Linked DNA regions of Homo sapiens: regions 1 and 3 are each linked to region 2. The links are chromatin contacts, found by Hi-C or POLR2A ChIA-PET in ENCODE. All regions are on one chromosome and are shown on one strand. Each heading gives the region's core, a stretch centred on a gene start or an enhancer-like site at or near the end of the contact. The rest is flanking DNA. Distances are from core to core; before and after follow the strand shown. Region 1 holds the start of FIBCD1-AS1 (FIBCD1 antisense RNA 1). Region 2 overlaps PRDM12 (PR/SET domain 12). Region 3 overlaps LAMC3 (laminin subunit gamma 3).

Region 1 (4,357 bases), core at 1,858-4,357, 260 kb before region 2:
GGACCAGAGGTCCCGACCTTCTGGCCAGCCAGTCCCCCAGGCCCCGAGAGACTGGCACATTGGCTATTCTGCCCACGTCCGCTAAGCCCTGCTGCATGCTGGCTCAGCACGCTCACCGGGTGGCTCAGGCCCAGCTCTGGCAGACGAAGAGGCACCGAGGTATTGAAGAAAGAGAGATAGTCTCTGGAAGTGCACACACTAGGGTTCAAATTCTGCCCCACCGGCCAGGCGCAGTGGCTCATGCCTATAATCCCAGCACTTTGGGAGGCTGAGGTGGGCAATTCATGAGGTCAAGAGATCGAGACCATCCTGGCCAACATGGTGAAACCCTGTCTCTACTAAAAATACAAAAATTAGCTGGGCGTAGTGGCGTGTGCCTGTAGTCCTAGCTACTTGGGCGGCTGAGGCAGGAGAATCGCTTGAACCCGAGAGGTTGCAGAGAGCCAGTGAGCCGAGATTGCGTCACTGCACTCCAGCCTGGCGACAGATCGAGACTCCGTGTTAAAAAAAAAAAAAAATTCTGCCCCACCAATGGCTGTGTGGTCTTGATTGAGTTACTTAACCTCTCTGAGCTTCTGTTGCCTCATCTAGAAAATGAGGCTATTAATAACACTTACAGGTCTTGGGTGAGGATTACTTGAAATAAGATGGTATTGTTAATGGTATTGCTGTATCCAGCACATGGAAATGTTTGGTAAATGGTAATTCCATATTGATTTTTTTTTTTTGAGACAGTCTCACTCTGTCGCCAAGGCTGGAGTGCAGTGGCACGATCTCGGCTCACTGCAACATCTGCCTCCCAGGTTCTAAGTGATTCTCCTGCCTCAGCCTCCGGAGTAGCTGGGATTACAGGAGTGCACCACCACACCTGCTAATTTTGTATTTTTAGTAGGGATGGGGTATCACCATGTTGGCCAAGCTGGTCTCGAACTCCTGATCTCAGATGATCTACCTGCCTCGGTCTCCCAAAGTGCTGGAGTTACAGGTGTGAGCCACTGTGCCTGGCCCCATATTGATCGTATCATCTTATTAATTACACAATTACCCAGGTCATGTAATTTACCTTTCTGAATCAGTTTCCTCATCCACAAAGTGGGGACAATAGTATTCACTTATTAGGGGGCTGGGAGGATATGAGGTGCCCAGCACAGCGCTGAGCGTGAGGGTGCTTCCAACAGGTGGCTGTTGGTCACGGCTGGCACCCTGAATGTTGTCCCCCTATGTCCCTTGCTGCTCTTCCTTGTCTCCCCATGGACTATTTTTCCACCCCTCCCATGTCGCCGTACTGCCTGCCCTGCACCCACTCCCTGCTAAGGGAGGGGTCCTGCATTAGGGCCCCAGCAGCCATGCCCCCACATTGGACCTGACCAAGGTCTGATGGGTTGGTACCTGACCAAGGACAGCTGTCTTTGGCCATCTGCCACTTATGATTGATATGCCTGGTTCAGTCCTAGATAGGAGTTGCCCATTGGTGGGGCCATCATATCCAGGTGGCCTTGGAAAGGCAAAGTAGGAACAGGCAGAATTGGTGAGCCAGAAAGAGGAAGGTGAGGGGATGCGCAGAGAGTGAACAAGTTACCAGGCAACCTCGAGTCTAATACCATGCAGCCTCCCGGTCCTGTGTTCTGGCACCCTGAGGTGCTGGCTCGTCCCTGACAAGGAATGCTCAGTCTTGGGCTGGCTGGAAAGCCCTGATTCTGTCCTGTCCCACCTGCTGAGCACAGCCCAGCTCGCCCCCAGTGCTCTGTGGTCATCAGCCTTGTCAAAGGGAAATCCGAGGGTGGAGGGCCTGTCTGCTCTGTGGGGTCGGCTGCCCTTTCTCTCGCACAGATCTTGGCTGTGGGTCAGCACTGGCTTCTGGGATCCACTTCCATTTTATTCCTCTCCACCAATTCGGAGGCTCCAGTGAATGGGGGCGGCCCTCCCTTCTTCCAGAACGATGTCCTAAGTGTGTCTGCTGAGTGCAGTGTGTAAAGCGCTGAGCAGACGCCTGCAGGCTCATGCCAGTCCTGCATCACGGCTGACCCTTCTCCTGGGGTGTTGAGCAGAGGCGTCAGCACAGAGGGGGTGACAGAGTGAGGCCCGCTCCCGAAGACACACACGTAAGGCACTCCCGCAGGCTGAACCTGTGGCTGAGCAGGTGAGATGATTCAACCTCCAACCTCCTCCAACACTCCCAGCAGGAGCCGCTAGGTGGCCCCCGCTCACCTGTCCAACCGCGCTTCTGCAGGCCCGGGAGGCGATCCTCCAGAGCGTCCTCCGGTCCTCCGGTTTGCACCTGCCCAGGTACGCCCGGGTCACTCCCCTAGCTCCGCCTTCCCTTCTGCGGCCCCGCCATTGGAAATGCCTTTCCTTCAGCACCCAGACTTCTGGATGCTGCCTTCATGGGCCTTGGGGGCGGGCTCACACCCCTCCATCCCAGGATGCCTCCCTGACTACTCTGAGCACATCTCCAAGACCTCCTCCGTTGGTCCTTAGCACCCCTCCCGTGGGTTCTCAGTTCAGCCCCCCACCCCCGCTCCACCCCCCAGGGTGATCTTTCATCTGTGCACAAATGCGTCTGGAGTTTACATCCTCTCGCCAAACTGTGGAGTCAGAGCCTTGCATTTCCGCCACCTGCCCGCTTTGTGCCTGTAACTGCACAAGGGCCTGCAAACCTCGCCACTCCCCACCAATAGGCAAGTCCTTGTTTACGAGGAAACTGAGGCTTGGGGATGACGTGGAATCTGCCCAAGGTCACAGCAGGAACATCTGAGCCTTGCCCTGCTCAGGTGCTGTGATGCACTGTGGCAGAGCCCTTCTGAAGCGTGTGCAGTCAACCCTTTGGCTTACATGGGGAAACTGAGGCTCGGAGAGGTATGTTGCTTGCCCTCAGCCACACAGCCAGGGCCCTGTGCCCTCCACCACATCCTTCTTCCCAAGTCTGAGGGCCCTCTAGATCACCTGCTGACCCTCTTAATTCATAGGAAAGGCCGAGGGGCCAGAAAGGGCCAGAGGCCAGAATTGGAACCTGGGTCTCCTGACTCCCAGCCATTGCTGTGGGATCCTCTCCAACTCCCGGGCAGCCTCAGTCCGGGAAGCCGGGATCGGGCCGTAGGTGAGGCCAGCGGTTGTCCTGGAAGGAAAAGGCGGCTGGGGACAAACAGCCGGTGGTTTGTGAACCCAGCGCCTGGCGGGTGGCAGTCTCCTCGGATGGCACCGGGCCACAGGGTCCCCCGCTCCGGGGTCCAGGGAGTGCCCCAGCCCAGGCTGGACGCGGCCCCCACCCCCAACCAGTCTGCCCCGCCAGTGCCGGACGCGTAGAGGGATCGGGAGAGGGACGAAGATGGGGCGACAGACTGGCAGCCAGTGGGGGAGAGACGGAGACGGTGCCAGGGAACAGCGCGGCGGCCAAGGCGCCCCGGGAGCCGGAAAACAGCTTTGGGGAGAAGCGGGGGCGGGGAACGGGGGTCTGTCTGGAGCTGGGGGAGCAGAAAAAGATGGGGACGCAGAAAGGGGCGGAGGAGGGGCGGCCGGCGGGCTCGGCGGGGCGGCGGGAGGGGAGCGCGGCGTCGGGCAGTGTGGGCGCCTCCCGGTCAGAAGCCACAATAGCAGCTCGTTCGCCGCGCAGATTAAGGACTTTGTCAATTACCTCCGAAGGCCGCTCCGGGCGGATTAAATGCTTTTAAAAGTGCTGCTGGTGGGAAGGGGCAACTAAGAAGCCCCCTCCTGGCACAAATCCCCTCCCGGCGGAGGAGAAGGCGGGGGCTGGGACCACGCGGGGCGCGCCGGGGAGCGCGGGCGATCGGCCGGGAGCGCGGCCGAGCGCGGAGCGGCTGGTACTCGCGACCACAGCGCCGGCGGCTGTGGCAGTGGTGGGGACCCCCATTTCGCCCACGGGCCGCCCGGGCAAGGGGGCGTCGTGTGGGCTTTCCGACCGCGGGCGCGAGGGCACGGGTCTGCGGACGCGGACTGGGACGCCCACCGGCCAGGCTCACGCGTCGGGGTCCGGCGCAGGGAGGTCCCCGGGGGCTGGAGACCCCACAGCTGGGCGCACTTGCCCCGGGACCTGGACCCAGACCTCGGGGGCCCGCAGGGGGCGCACCCCACCGAAACTGCCCCCGGCGCAGCCTGGGTCTTGGGGCGAGCCCTGCGTCCTGAGCCGGGAGGGAGCCGGAAGGAGCGCCGCGCCACTCCCCGGAGACGCCGAACCGGCCGGCGGGGGCGCCCTCGGGGCCCGCCCCGCGCATGGTGACTTGTGTGAGTCCGGTCCGGGAGGAAGTTTGTGCAGAGGCGCCGCCGGGGGGCTCTCAGGCCCCTCCGGGAGCCAGCAGGAGCCGGGCCGCCCGCGGCTGTTTGCTGCCCTCCGGCCGGCCGC
Region 2 (4,158 bases), core at 187-2,686:
TTTTACAAAACGCCCTACGGGAATCCTGGTAAATGACTGCAAAGTGTGAGAGGCGACACCAGAGGGCGCGCACGGCCCGAATTTGAGGAAACGGGCAGGGACCGAGGGAAGTGTGGGCAGACTGGGCGGAATTCCCGGGACTGGGCACAGCTCGGAAGCGCTTCGTGGCCACAGAAGCCACCTTAACCTCTCGGGCAGCGGTTCCAGTCTTGCCCTCCTCTCGCTGGAGTGTGTGTGTTGGAAGGGGCTGGGGGTATATTTCGCCTTCCCAGGCACGATGTCACAGCTGAAGGGGAGGGGGCATTGGTCCAACTCCTTCATTTTACAGATGGGGAAACTGAGGCCCAAAGAGGTGCAGGGTCTTGCTCGGGGTCCCACAGAGGATTTCCATTGTGCCTCCACTCTCAACGTGCCTGGTGCACTGCAAAGAGCTCCTTCCTCATCCGTCCCCAGGAGCCAGGTTTGGGGGTAAGCTGGCCTAAAGGAGAGAAGGGCCCAGAAGATGCATCTCTCCGGGTCTCTTCCCGCTGCCGATGGACCCCAGTAGCCCGCACATGTCAAGGTTGCGTAAGGACTCCCGACACTTCAGGACACCAGTCCCAGGGGCCGGAAGAGGAGATGGCGCCCCCACAACCCCCGCGCCCGACCACACCCGGACAAGGAGGTCGCCCTCCCTTCATTCCGAAGCACAGGACTCTCGGTGGCGGAGGAGGGGACTCCCCTTCCTCTGCTGAGGGGCCCTCGGGGGCTCTAAGTCCGCTCTCCTGCCACCCACGAGGGGGATGCCGGCCTGGGCGCCCGGCTCTACAGCAGCAGGGAGACTCGGGGGCGAGGCCAGGCAGGGGGACCCCCTCCCAGAGGAGGCGGCCGAACAGCCGCACCAGCTGCGTGGCCTGGGTGAGGGACGCCGCCCTCAGTGTCCTCATCTGCGACACGGGCCAAGGCGGGGGTGCCTGAGATCCGCCTCCGGGGCGCAACCCCAGCGCGCGGGGCTCCGCGGCGGCGCCGGGCCGGGGGTTGGGGCTGGAGGGCGAGTCGCGCTGCGGGGCCGGGGTGCCGGGGACCCAGGAGCGCGCGGGGCCCGGCGGGGGCGCGGGCGCGCTCACAGCACCATGGCCGGCAGGTGGTGCGCGGCGGCGGCGGCGGCGGCGGCGGCGGCGGCGGCGAGCGCGGGCGCGTGCGCGTGCGGGGCGGGCAGCGCGGGCGAGTGTGCCTGCAGCGCGGTGCTGGGCGGCCGGTGCCGCGCGCTCTTCTGGTGGGCGCGCAGGCCGGCCAGCTGCGAGTAGGCGCTCTGGCACACCTGGCACTTGTAGGGGCGCTCGCCCGTGTGCAGGCGCACGTGGTTGCGCAGCGTGGACGACTGGCTGAAGCGGCGGTTGCAGAAGCGGCACACGAAGGGCTTGTCCAGCGTGTGGATGCGCATGTGCGAGCGCAGGTTGCTGCGCGAGTTGAAGCCGCGGTGGCAGATGACGCATCGCATGCGGCCCGCGGGGCCAGCCGCCGAGTCCGCCGGGTGGAAGTCCTCTGGCCGCGGGGCGGGGCGGGGCGGGGGAAGGGAGACGGAGAAGGGGAGAGAGCAGCCCCGTTAGAACCGGCGCCCCGCAGCCCGGGCCCTCAGCGCCCCCAGCCCGGGGCCGGTCCGTCCTTGAGGGTGGGTGCTGCTTGGACGGTGGCAGACGGACTGGAGGGACAGCGAAGGGTACCCCGGCTGGGGGGTCCAATAGGGAGTTGGACTCCCGATCGCGATGCGAGACCTCGGGGACTTAGCGACTCAGCCTAGCTAAACCTCAGCTTTCTCATCTGTAAAATGGAAAGCTAGCACTGCCTTTTCGGGCGTACGATTGCCCGAGAGGATGAGAAAAGACGTCTATGAAAGGTCTCTGCGCTAAGCACCCGACCTGCCTTAGCCAGTGCCTGAGAGGTGCCTGGATTGGAGCAGCCTTCTGTAAAGGGGAGCAACTGTGATGACCCCTGCCCCCAAACCTTTCATTAACTCATCCCACAAACATTTACTGAATGCCTACTCTGTACCATGGAACTGCGCCTCGGTTTTCTCCTTCCTGAAATGGAGATAATACTAACATGGTAAGGATCAGTTAAAAAAAAAAAAAATATATATATATATATATATATATATTTTTTTTTTTTAGACGGAGTCTCCCTCTGTCTCCAGGCTGGAGTGCAGTGGCGCGATCTCGGCTCACTGCAGCCTTCGCCTCCTGGGTTCAAGTGGTTCTCCTGCCTCAGCTTCCCTGGGAATACAGGTGTGCACCACCACGCCCAGCTAATTTTTCTATTTTTAGTACAGACGGGGTTTCACCATGTTGGCCAGGATGGTCTCGATCTCTTGACCTCGAGATCCACCCACCTCGGCCTCCCAAAGTGCTGGGATTACAGCCACAGCGCCCGGCCAAAAAGATTTTATTTATTTTTTTGAAACAGGGTCTGGCTCTGTCACACAGGCTGGAGTGCAGTGGTGCCATCTCAGCTCACTGTAGCCTCGACCTCCCGGGTTCAAGCGATCCTCCCACCTCAGCCTCCCAGGCAGCTAGGACCACAGGCTCGTGCCAGCACACCTGGCTAACTTTTAAATTTTTTGTAGAGATGGGGTCTTGCCATGTTGACCAGGCTGGTCTGGAACTCCTGGGCTCGAGTGATCCTCCTGTCTCTGCTTCCCAAAGTACTGGGATTATAGGCATAAGCCACCATGCCCGGCCTAGAGAAATTAATGTTTGTAAAACATCAGCTGCAGAGCAAGGACTTAATAAACAGTAGCTCACCAGCTCAGGTTCATCCTCCAAAAATAAGGACCGCTGACCACGGTGCCTCATGCCTGTAATCCCAGCACTTTGGGAGGCAGAGGCAGGAGGATCATTTGAGCCCAGGAGTTCCAGACCAGCTGGGCAACATGGCGAGACCCCATCTCTACAATAAATTTAAAAAATTAGCCAGGTGTGGTGGTGCACGACTGTGGTCCCAGCTACCTGGGAGGCTGAGATGGGAGGATAGCTTGAGCCCAGGTGGTTGAGGCTGTAGTGAACCAAGATAGTGCCACTGCACTCCAGCCTGGGTGACAGAGAGAGACTCTGTCTCAAAAATAAGTTAAATAAAATAAAAATATGGATAACCAAATTTCACAGGCCAGGTGCCGTGGCTTACGCCTGTAATCTCAGCACTTTGGGAGGCCAAAGTGGGCAGATCGCTTGAGGTCAGGAGTTTGAGACTAGCTTGGCCAACATAACAAAACCCCATCTCTACTACAAATGCAAAGATTAGCTGGGCATGGTGGCACACGCCTGTAATCCCAACTACTCGGGAGGCTGAGGCAGAAGAATTGCTTGAACCTGGGAGGCAGAGGTTGCAATGAGCCAAGATCACGCCACTGCGTTCCAGCCTGGGTGACAGAGTGAAACTCAGTCTCAAAAAAAAAAAAAAAAAAAAGGAAGAAAGAAAGAAAAAGAAAAAAAATACACAGAGGTTTTATGAATACCCAGTGGGATGATATCTGCCAAAGGTTTAGCCCAATTCTTGGCAAGAAATAGTTGTCGAGCAAATGGTCTCTGCTGTGATGGGCAGTGTCCCCCTGACACACACACAGGCACAGTCTGTCCTGCCTTCCTTCAACAGGCTTATACGGAGCATCTACTCTGTGCCAGGCCCTGCACCAGACATCATCGACAGGGCAAGGAAATATACAGGTTGTCAGAACCAGAAGGGAACTTAGAGATTATCTTGCCTAGGACCTTCCCTTTACAGGTGAGGAAACTGAGGCACAGGACATTTCCAAGATTGTACAGCAGAACTAGAACTCAATCCAGGCTCCTGCTGCCCAGCTCCTTTCTTCTCCTGTCACACCTCATTGCCTCTCTGGTCTCCCCCACATACCCCCCAGACAGTCTATTCTGGCCAGGAAGCAGGAGGACCATCTCCCACCCATGCCCGGCCCATGCGGCAGCTCCAGGGGCATCAGCCTCCTTGGACCTGTATGTCTGATCTGCTCAATGCTGCCAGACATTGAACCAAGGTCCCTGGAGGCCAAGAGCCTCTCTGCCTCTCTCATTCTCTCTCTCCCCTCCCTGGGCTCCCCTCTCCATGGGTCTGTGTCTCAGCGGCCCCATGGGGAACACCTACCATGCTTGTTCTTTTTCTGGTCCTCCT
Region 3 (4,557 bases), core at 1,586-4,085, 360 kb before region 2:
AACAGCAGGTGCTCAATAAGTGGAGGCCAGGAGACTGAGCCTGAATCCCCAGTGTTTAGACACACCAAGGGAGGCCAGTCTCAACGGGGTGAGTGGGAAATTCCCCTACAGGATCCAAAAAGCGTCACGTACCCGGCCCCCAACCCCACCACGGGTATAAAGAGAAGAGTCAGGGACTGGGGAGGGAGCTGGGGGTCGCAGGTGGGCACTGGGGAGCCATCATCTCACCCCCGACCCCACCTAGGCTGTGCAGGCCTGTGGCTCCTCTCCACAATGGGAGATCCACTAATGCAAGATCTCCCCAGGGCAGGATCACCTGCCTAGGCTGGGAGCAGACCCTTGGGAGGCGTTTGCAGGGAGCATCTCTTACCCTGGTGGAAATCGCTGAGGATGTGATGCACCTGGAACTGGGCAGTGGACGCGCACACCTTGGAGTGGCCATAGCAGAAACAGCTGCTGCAGCCAGCTGGATTGTGGGGCTGCAGGTTAAAGGTCCCCGGGCGACATCTGAAATGGAGGCAGGACATGCCCACGAGGGCCACGTGAATCAGCCAGGAAGGGGCGGGGCCAGGGTATCCCAGCTGGACCAATGAGAGTCTAGAATCACTGCAGAAACTTAAAAACAATTTTTTTTCAGAATTCTAGAAGAGTAGTAAGAACATTACAGATTGTTCCCATACCTGCTTCAGACAGCCTCCCCTGATGCTGACATCTGACATTACCACAGTACATTTGTCAAAACTAAGTTAACTAAACTCCAGACTTTATTAGGTTTTGTTTTTTTGTTGTTGTTGTTTTTTTTTTTTTTTGAGACAGAGTCTTGTTCTGTGGCCCAGGCTGGAGTGCAATGGTGCAATCTTGGCTCACTGCAGCCTCCGCCTCCCGGGTTCAAGTGATTCTCCTGCCTCAGCCTCCCGGGTAGCTGGGATTGCAGGCGCCTGCCACCACACCCGGCTAATTTTTGTATTTTTAGTAGAAACGGGATTTCACCATGTTGGCAGGTTGACCTCGAACTCCTGACCTCAGGGGATCCGCCCGCCTCAGCCTCCCAAAGTACTGGGATTTCAGGCTTGAGCCACCGCGCCCAGCGACTTTAATAGGATTTCTCCACTTTTTCCTCTAATGTCTGGTTTCTGCTGCAGGATCCCATCCAGGACACGGTGTTGCATTTAGTGGTATCCTTGTTCTCCTCCAACCTATCACCGCTTCTCAGTCTTTCCTTGTCTGCCACTATCTTGACACTTTTTGAAAAGCACTGATCAGGTATTTTTAGAATGTCTGATGTTTCTCATGATTAGACCAGAGTTATAGGCTTGGGAAAGAAATACACAGAGGTGAAGTACCCTTCTCGTCATATCACATGGGGGCACAGGAAACCCACATGACATCCAAGCGATGCTGACTTTCATCACCTGTGCTGTCTACCAGTCTCTCCACTGTGCAATCACCACGGTCCAGTCATTAGAAGCAAGTCACTGAATAGGCCGGACGCGGTGGCTCAAGCACTTTAAATTTTTTTTTGAGACGAAGTCTCGCTCTGTTGCCCAAGCTGGAGTGCAGTGGCACGATTTCAGCTCACTGTAACCTCTGTCTCCCGGGTTCAAACAATTGTCCTGCCTCAGCCTCCCAAGTAGCTGGGACTACAGGTGTGCGCCACCATGCCCGGCTAATTTTTGTATTTTTAGTAGAGACAGGGTTTCACTATGTTGGCCAGGCTGGTCTTGAACTCCTGACCTCGTGATCCATCCACCTCGGCCTCCCAAAGTGCTGGGATTACAGGCATGAGCCACCGCGCCTGGCCGGCTCACGCACTTTGGGAGGCCGAGGTGGGTGGATCACCTGAGGTCAGTTCGAGATCAGCCTGACCAACATGGTGAAACCCCATCTCTACTAAAAATACAAAAATTAGCCAGGCGTGGTGGTGGGTGCCTATAATCCTAGCTACTTAGGAGGCTGAGGCAGGAGAATCGCTTGAACCCGGGAGACAGAGGTTGCAGTGAGCCGAGATCATACCACTTCACTCCAGCCTGAGCAAAAGAGCGAAACTCCGTCTCAAAAAAAAAAAAAAAAGCAGCAAGTCACTAAATGCAGCCCAGTCTCAAAAAGAGGGGGATTAAGCTCGACCTCCTAGAGGAAGAGTATCAAAGAACCCACGGACAGATGTTAAAGCCACCCCAGTAATTAATAGATATTTTGAGGTTATGCAAATATCCTCTCTTTCCTTAAAGTTCTGCCCACCAATGTCAGCATTCATCGGCAGCTCTTGCCTGTAGCAATTACCACTGTGAGGTCTGAACAGTGGTTTTCCAGTTCCTTCATTTCTACATTCATTACTTGGAATTCTTCTGCAAGGAAGGTTTGTCTCTTCATGCCCATCTATTTATGTATTCAATCATCTATTTACATCAGTATGGATTCGTGGATTTGACTTTATTCTCTGGGTTATAATCCAATACTATCGTTTATTTTGTTGCTCAAATTGTTTCAGCCCTGAGAGCTCTTTCACGTCGGCTCCTGTGTCCTTTTGACATGGGCCCACGTTCTGGTTTGGGCTGTTTTGTTTGTGTCTGTCTCTGTTTTTCAGCATTTCCTTGCTTCCTGGCACTGTAAGACGCCTTGGGCTTATCTTGTCTTTTTCCAGCCCCAGCCCCAGAATCTGCCACTTCTCCAAGCAGCTCTGGTGAATGTCAGACACAAAGCCAGGAAGAAGAGATAGTGTGTACCCAAGGAGCTAAACCCATGTTTGTCTGCTGGCCGCACTGCTGGAGCTTGGAGGCCTCTTGAACACTTGAAAGAGGAAGTTTATGTACTTCCTGGCCTTGGGAGAGCCCCTTTGACTTGCAGAGCTTCAGATGCCCCATTTGTACCATGATCAGACTGCAAAGATGGCAAACAGGCTCAAAATCCAGCTCAGTGGGTAGGGGCTTCCTGAAGCAGGGTGTTAAGAAGGATCCTGAGGTTATAGTAGGGCTCATGGCCAAGACTGCTGTGCCCCATTAGTGATGTCTGTTGTGGGTGTGAAAGGGGAGGGTTGTGATAGTGTTGCCTTAGTGATGTCTGCCATGGGTATGCCATCAGTGATGTCTGCCATGGTGTGAAAGGGGAGAGTTGATGGTGCTCCATTAGTGATGTCTGCTGTGGGTATGAAAGGGGAGGGTTGTGATAGTGCTCCCTTAGTGATGTCTGCCATGGGTATGCCATTAGTGATGTCTGTTGTGGGTGTGAAAGGGGTGTGTTGACAGTGCTCCATGAATGATGTCTGCTATGGGTGTGAAAAAGAAGGGTTGTAGTAGTGCTTCATTAGTGATGCCTGCCATGGCTATGAAAGGGAAAGTTTGATATGGCACCATTAGTGATGTCTGCCATGGCTGTGAAAGGCAAGGGTTGATAGTGCTCCATTAGTGATGCCTGCTGTGGGTATGAAAGGGGGAGGCTGTGATAGTTCTCCATTAGTGATGTTTGCCATGGTTATACCATTAGTGATGTCTGCTGTGGGTGTGAAAGGGGTGCATTGACAATGCTCCATGAGTGATGTTGGCCGTGAGTGTGAAAAGGGAGGGTTGTGATAGTGCTCCATTAGTGATATCTGCTGTGGGTAAGAAAGGGGAAGACTGTGATAGTGCTCCCTTAGTGATGTGTACCATGGGTATACCATTAGTGATGTCTGCTGTGGGTGTGAAAGGGGTGTATTGACAGTGCTGCATGAGTAATGTCTATTGAGTGTGAAAAGGGAGGGCTGTGATAGGTCTGCCGTGGGTGTGAAAGGGTTGTGATAGTGCTCCGTTAGTGGTGTCTGTCATGGGTGTGAAAGGGGAGCGTTGATAATACTCCATGAGTGATGTCTGCTGTGGGTGTGAAACGGGAGGCCTGTGATAGTGCTCCATTAGCTATGTCTGCAGTGAGTGTGAAACGGGAGGCCTGTGATAGTGCTCCATTAGCGATGTCTGCCACAGCAGGTGGTAGTACGAGCACCATCTATTTACTATCCCTGGATTAGATGGTCTCTCCTATCATTCCAGTTCTTTCTTTTCAGGATTCTAAGCTAAGACATGTATTTTCTCAGCTTATGAATGATCAGTGGTGTTGAATCAAAGCACAAACAGTGCCATAAAGCTTTTGAGTAACTTCCTGTATGACAGATACATGGTGCCCCAGGAAGGGCACAGGGTGACAAGGTCACCCAAGTCCATGAAGACCGTGCCCCTTGCTCCTCCCCGCACTCCACAGCTTTGGTGCCTCATCAGTGAGCCCCCAGGTCACTTCCAGCAAGCTTACTGCTGGATTAGCTCACAAACCTGTCACATAGGTTGCCTTCCACATTCTCTTTGCAGGGGCAGCGCCCACTGCGGGGGTCACAGGTGTCCAGGCTGCCAGCGGGATTGCAAGTGCAGGGTCTGCCAATGAGACAGGACAAGAGGAAAATGTGCAATGAGCAAATTCAGAATGGCAACAGCCCATCCTAGGAAGGGAGCTTTCCCTGCTGCCAACATCAGGAGTGAGGCTGACGCAGGTAACTGACCTGGCTTTACTGTTCCCATCTTGCCAAGGAAGTGACCC

The links. A loop is a pair of places that touch in the nucleus more often than their neighbours do. ChIA-PET counts read pairs that join two places held with the same protein, here RNA polymerase II (POLR2A). Pooled maps may share reads with other maps.
Region 1: a loop to region 2 is called in a pooled map, with 2.6 times the contacts of the local background. The contact joins the promoter of FIBCD1-AS1 here to the enhancer-like site in region 2. A Hi-C loop is called at or near these places in 7 of 168 maps with a recorded cell type or tissue (GM13977, adrenal gland, gastrocnemius medialis and 3 more), 2 of 37 single-sample maps with no recorded cell type and 10 of 50 pooled maps. POLR2A ChIA-PET finds 5 or more read pairs at or near these places in 5 of 52 experiments (A673, PC-9, WTC11 and 1 more).
Region 3: a loop to region 2 is called in a pooled map, with 14 times the contacts of the local background. The contact joins two enhancer-like sites. A Hi-C loop is called at or near these places in 4 of 168 maps with a recorded cell type or tissue (endothelial cell of umbilical vein, head of caudate nucleus, ovary and 1 more), 2 of 37 single-sample maps with no recorded cell type and 6 of 50 pooled maps. POLR2A ChIA-PET finds 5 or more read pairs at or near these places in 6 of 52 experiments (HEK293, MCF 10A, RWPE1 and 3 more).

The regions. Positions count from the first base shown.
Region 1 is chr9:130,939,096-130,943,452 of GRCh38, reverse strand. FIBCD1-AS1 (FIBCD1 antisense RNA 1) reads right to left here and starts at 3,107. Exons shown (of 3, transcript XR_930398.3): 1 at 3,011-3,107. It overlaps FIBCD1 (fibrinogen C domain containing 1), which reads left to right and starts at 4,206. Exons shown (of 7, transcript NM_032843.5): 1 at 4,206-4,357. RefSeq lists silencers at 1-140, 2,057-2,351, 4,120-4,329 and enhancers at 1,909-2,128, 3,574-4,357.
Region 2 is chr9:130,678,614-130,682,771 of GRCh38, reverse strand. PRDM12 (PR/SET domain 12) reads right to left here. Exons shown (of 5, transcript NM_021619.3): 4 at 4,132-4,158; 5 at 1-1,524. The coding sequence ends at 1,103. Among named protein-coding and RNA genes, the nearest start is that of EXOSC2, 13 kb to the left of the region's middle. RefSeq lists enhancers at 440-609, 655-1,330 and silencers at 760-999, 1,480-1,579. Within about 2 kb of position 1,436, at least 5 of the 41 ENCODE cell types and tissues checked have a DNase peak (open chromatin) inside an H3K27ac peak, as active enhancers do; they include adrenal gland and right lobe of liver, where a contact is called at or near this core.
Region 3 is chr9:131,041,474-131,046,030 of GRCh38, reverse strand. LAMC3 (laminin subunit gamma 3) reads right to left here. Exons shown (of 28, transcript NM_006059.4): 7 at 4,296-4,394; 8 at 371-507. Among named protein-coding and RNA genes, the nearest start is that of LAMC3, 35 kb to the right of the region's middle. Within about 2 kb of position 2,835, at least 5 of the 41 ENCODE cell types and tissues checked have a DNase peak (open chromatin) inside an H3K27ac peak, as active enhancers do.